Regions from separate parts of the Homo sapiens genome. Here region 1 is linked to region 2. A link is a loop called in an ENCODE intact Hi-C map of the cell type or tissue named here. Cell type or tissue: heart right ventricle. All regions are shown on one strand. Links, peaks and the distances in the headings refer to the core of each region. The heading gives the core; the rest is flanking DNA.

The links. A loop is a pair of places that touch in the nucleus more often than their neighbours do. Peaks named below come from ENCODE experiments on the same cell type or tissue, not always from the same donor. Only the 100,000 strongest peaks of a DNase experiment are listed, where the experiment ranks them.
Region 1: it touches region 2 in a loop (2.4-fold over the local background); 12 of 110 quality-filtered maps call a loop at or near these places.

Annotation. Positions count from the first base shown.
Region 1 is chr9:68,411,716-68,414,528 of GRCh38, reverse strand. The region is part of intron 6 of PGM5 (phosphoglucomutase 5); the gene reads right to left. Among named protein-coding and RNA genes, the nearest start is that of PGM5-AS1, 55 kb to the right of the region's middle. In heart right ventricle, for the core only: no CTCF peak of the experiment used is centred there; a DNase peak (open chromatin) is centred at 1,462; H3K27ac peaks cover 744 bases.
Region 2 is chr9:68,506,057-68,508,869 of GRCh38, reverse strand. The region is part of intron 10 of PGM5 (phosphoglucomutase 5); the gene reads right to left. Among named protein-coding and RNA genes, the nearest start is that of TMEM252, 33 kb to the left of the region's middle. In heart right ventricle, for the core only: a CTCF peak has its summit at 1,210 (motif pointing right); no DNase peak of the experiment used is centred there; H3K27ac peaks cover 1,496 bases.

The sequences.
Region 1 (2,813 bases), core at 114-2,613, 94 kb after region 2:
AGAAAGGAGGGTTGTTCACAGTGGGGAGACTGACAGCGGGAGCACATGTGCATTCAGGTCATTAGGTAGGAAGCAGGAAGATGAAATGACAAAGTAGCCAATAGCATATCCTTTCATTGTCTTTTATTTGAACCCATTGCCAGAATCAAGAACAAAGAACCTGGAAGCTCCTGGATTTATCTCACCTGGTAGTCTGAGTGGACTCCAGTGATAGGGTGTCTTAGTCCATTTTGTGTGGCTATAAAGGAATACCTGAGGCTGGGTAATTTATTAAGAAAAGAGGTCTATTTAGCTCATGGTTCTGCGGGCTATACGGGAAGCCTGGTGCCAGCATCTGCTCAGCTTCTGGTGAGGCCCTCAGGCTGTGTCCACTCATGGTAGAAGGTGAAGGAGAGCTGGCATGTGCAGAGATCACATGGAGAGAGAGGAAGCAAGAAGGTGGGGAGATACCAGCTCTTTGTGACAACCAGCTCTCATGGGAACTGAGTAAGAACTCACCTCCAAGAGACACAATTAATTTATTCATGAGGGATCTGTCCTCATCTCATGATCCAAACACCTCCCATTAGGCCCCACCTTCAATACTGGGAATCATATTTCAACATGAGGTTTGGAGAGGACAAACACCCAAACCATAGCATATAGCCTTTGCAATTTCTTTTAATTGATTGATCTACCCTACACCAGAATGGGTGAAAAAGGACCTTATTTTTTCTGTATATGGCTGTGTTGTTTTGTTAAGAGATGAGTTCCTGCATCAGGACATCATGGGCACTAGCATTTCAAAAATAGTGGAGGCAATAACCTAAGCTCAGTGGCATGAATCCACACTTCACATTTTATTAGCAGTGTAATAATTTTCTAAAAGATTAGTATCACAGATGCACTGATATAAGAATGCTTTGAATTCTTTGAGTTCTCCAGAGGCATATTTTAAGTGTCAGATACAAACTTTACTTTTCCAAATAATGAAAACCAAGGCAGTTTTCCTGAAGGTAAGAGCATCTTTAATTAATTCTAGGTAAGTGATTCTGAAAGTTAGCCAGAAAAGGCAGGTATACCTTAGGGGTAGTGGATAATCTCCAAGGTTTGGTGAGTACTTGCGTGTGTGAGTCTGTGTGTTTGCATAGCTGTTTCTGAAAATATTTGGGAAACCCTTGGGGAGAATTTCCCTCCATTGAGAGTCACCATCACTGGGAGCCTTTCTTACCCAGGAGAGAGGATATGGAGGCAGAATTTAGGGTGAGAACTGTTACACTCGTAATTGAGGCCCTGAATGGAAATGTGCTGAGAAAGAAAAACATAAAGAGAAAGACATAGAAAGAAATGAAGATAGCCAGACAGGTATAGAAGGAACATGACTCCCTTTAAATAGAGAAACAGCCACATGATACTCTCAAGTAATGCTGCTTTGTTATGTCCATATTTTGACCCATTGTGGTACCTGTCCAAATAGCCCTGATTTCGGGCCAAGCCCTGCCTTGATAAATGGAACTCACACAGTAACAACAGGTTTCCTACCACATCAATCTTGTTGATGTTGGAGCAAATTAAAGCAGATGTTTCCTGTCAACTGTGAATCTCTTCCCAAAGAACACATCAGCATCCTCAACCTCTTCAAGCCACACAAAAGACCAAGGACCTCCATGCAACTGGATTTCTCCTTAACCGCACCATTCTATTTATTAGGTCCATTATCTCTAAACAATTAACATGCTCTGGAATACTGTGTTCCAGAATGTGTATATAAATGGAACATAGCACATGGCCCTATAAAAGAAAGAAACTGTTAAGAAAATGGTCCCTTTAGCCAATTAGAGGAAATATAATTTCTGACACAGGGCCGCTATGGCCAGCTGGATACTGATGCATAAAGATACCTAACCGTTTGTAGCAGAGCAGGAGGTGGGACCCAGAGTGTGAGCCCTGAGATGATCTAGAAATTCCTGTGCAGATGGATCCATCAACGAAGGGTGATTTCATCCATTAAGGAAAACCAAGCTGCTTGTGAAGAAAATTTGACAACTGTTCGACAGTGCTTTTCCCTCATTTAGGAAGTAGGGAACACTGAGTAAATGGGAATGTAGGAAATATTAGCATGTGATATTTATCAGAATAAGACCAGAAATGTCTTTGTAAACTTCATGACTCTCAGATACCATGAAGCATCATGTGTAAGGTTCACTTTCAGCTGCCAGTAATGTTATGTTTAGAGACAGCATTTTCTTCAATAAGCAATTCAGCAAAGTTGAAGATTTAAATAAAGGAAGAAAAATAATGCAGACTACATTATAAAGTAATAATAGCAGGTAATAGTCACTGAGTGCTTCTTCTATGCTAATTACTTTACATTTATTATCCCATTCAAGTTTGCATGACAATCAGACAAGAAGCAGATTAGAAAAGAGAAAGCATTCTGTAGCAAACCATTCATTGTGAGTAACAAAGTGCTATGTATGGTGTTAGAGAGCCTGGGCTTTGAATTTACAAAGACCTGCTGAAGTCCAGCAAACACCACTACTAGCTGTAATGTAGGGAAGCTACCTTTTCTGCTCACCACATTGATCAACTACTATAGTCAAAGCACTACACTCAGACTAAAAAATAAAAACAAAGAAGTTGTGGTCCCTGTTCTCAGGGAGCTCATTTAAGTGCTCCCCATGAGCAACATTCATAATCTAAGAGAAGAAAGCTTTATTACAGCCACAAGTTCCGATTCCCCAGGCCAATATAAGTGGTTTCCTCTAAGCATCCTCATTGCCTCTATTGTGGCATTCCATGCATTGTTTTGTAAATGTTGCTGAGGATATCTG
Region 2 (2,813 bases), core at 48-2,547:
TTCAAAGAAAACCTGAATCACCACCAGTTCATGAGACCTGGGTAGCTTTCTCCTGAAAGGCACGGAAATGTGGTTGTGCTGTGCATCTGGGCTAGAACAAAAAGGCTGCTGGGAAAGGCAGATTGTGCTGGACACAGCTTGTCAAACCCATCCATCTGGCAAGAGAAGTGATGACCAGTGACCTCTGGACTTGTGTGACCGCTGCAAATTCATTCATGCTCCTTTTTCAGGCTGAGTAAACAAGATCCAGCAAGACTTGGTGATTTGTGGATATAAACATCACTGGGTTAACCAATAGCTGGTTAAGCATGTGCTTTAGACATGGTAAAACTGGCACCAAAACAAAAGATATTTTGGTAAGAAGTTGATATTTAATATTTTAGAAATTAGAATAGCATTATAAGGAAAAAAATCAAAACATTTTTAGGTTTCCTTATATTTATTTTTAAAGCTAATTTTGTTTTTTATTTTAAACAACATATAGGAAAGTAGAAAGGAGAAATATAATTTTTTTTAGGGTCCAGGCTTTCTAAACTGTAATCCAAGCTTGACCTAAAGCCAGGATCAAGGCATGCCTTTTGGCTCTTCAGTGGTCTGTTCTTAAGACCACTGGTTCTCGGGATAAGCTGGCAATGCCGGTATTCTTGCAAGATTTGGAATTAAGGGCCTCTTTTGTATATATTGCCACAAAGAGAGATTTGAGATGGGCTCTGTCTGTGGGATTAACATGAGTGGTTCACGGTGGCAGTCCATAGTTTCCCACAAGTCCTAGACCATGTGGAGTGTGGATACACAGGGCTTCACATACTCAGTACCTTGAAAGGAGATCTGATCACAATGTTTGGCCAAGAAAAAGGCTTATTGTCATCAAAACTGTAAAAAGCCCTGGTCTATGATAGACACTAGGCCCTGAGGGAATCTCCCAGATTCCCAACCAAGGGAGTTTTTCACATGCCATCAGATGACCAACCCTCCCAAGGAGTGTTCTCAGCTCCAGGGAAAACAATATGTAGTAACGGCAGAGTATGAGTCCAGATTTCAATATCTAAGGAAGAAAAAGAAGGACTGTTTGCCCTGGCGTTTTGTCTGCCTTTCCAGAAAGTACTCATCTAAGCAGAAATAGAAAAAAACCTATACATCTTTGCATCTTTCCAAGTTTAATTCCGCCCCAAGAGCCAGTTATGAAAACACAGCCATACTAAATTCCTTTCAACACCACTAGAGGGAAATCTAACCCACCTGACCAGAACTTGTTTCTTGTTTCTTAAAAAAAAAAAAAAAATTATAATTACAGAACTAAAATTTTAAGGCTGACACATACTTTGAGACATTATCCTGCTCAATACTTTCTACTCTTGCCCCTGTTTTAAAATTATTTGAATATATGTAGGCAAAGAGACTTAGAAAAGCACAAACTAGCCATCCTAATTGGGCAGGAGTCTTGACAGTTGAGAAATTGTTCTAACAGTCAACGTGAATCCCTTCCAGTTCAGCTTGAGTTTATTTCCTCAAATTACATATTCATTAGTTATGGAGAACAGCTGGTCATCTTTCCCGCCTCACATTATTCCTTAAATTCCTGAAGACCTCCAAGTCACGCCTCTCGTCTAAGTGGAATGAGCCAGCTCCTTAACTTGGTCATAGAGTTTAGAGCCCAACTCTTCACCAAGTGTTTCTCTTCTCAACTCTCTCTTCAACACTTTGCCCTCCCCCATAGTTCCAAAGTGCAGCAATACCGACCAAATTCTGAGGAGAAAAATAAAATGAGGTATTTCCTCATGTTTTCCCTCATATATATGGCTATTAATATATCCTTGCTCAGGTTTTCTTTTTAAATAACAACATCTTTTATTTATTTTTAAAATTGAATTTGTTTTCATTTTTAACTACATATGGGAAAGTAAGGAGAGGAAATATAATTTTTTTCAGGGTTTGGGGGGCTATAAACTGTAATCCAAACTTGACCCAAAACCAGGACCGAGGCACAACTTTTAGCTCTTTAAATCATATATACCTAGTATGATCCCCAAATCTTGCTCTCATACACACATGCATGTACACACATATACATATACAAAAATCTTTGTCTTGTCATGAAAGTGAATGGCTAAGTGAATGTGGATTTGCATCACTTCTGAACTCCATTCTGTTTCTCTTTCACATCATATGTATTATATCCATTTCTACTTTATTCTCCAAGTTTTTGACTACTCACTCTAGATCCCTTATGAACTAGAAAAGATATCCAATATGTATTTAGAACATTATTATTTTCATAATGTTTCTGAATCCTATTCATTGCTAATTCAAAATTAGTACAGAAAACTGGTTGTTTTTAAGACGCTATTCACTTTTACAACTGTTGTTAAAGGAAAAACCTTAAACAAATTAAACTTAAGAGTTTAACTGAGCAAAGGACGATTCTTGAATCAGGCAGCCTTCAGAACCAGATAGGTTCAGAGCAACTTGGAGCTGCCACGACGTCAGATAACATTTATGAACAGAAAAAGAAAAGTGAAGTACAGAAAGCAGAAGTGAGGTCCAGAGATAGCTGGATTGGTTACAGCTCAGTTTTTGCCTTATTTGAACATATTTTGAAAAAGTGGCTGCCTGTAATTGGCTGAAACTCAGCCACTGTGATTGGCTGAGACTCAGCTACTTGTCACAAGAGTAGGTTACAGTCTGTTTACACATCCAGTTAGGTCATAGTTCACTATGTATGGAAAAACCTTTAGGCCAAACTTAAATTATGTAAGGAGGCAGCTTTAGGCTAAACTTCTTTTAACAGTGTGGAATAACAAATACATGTGGTG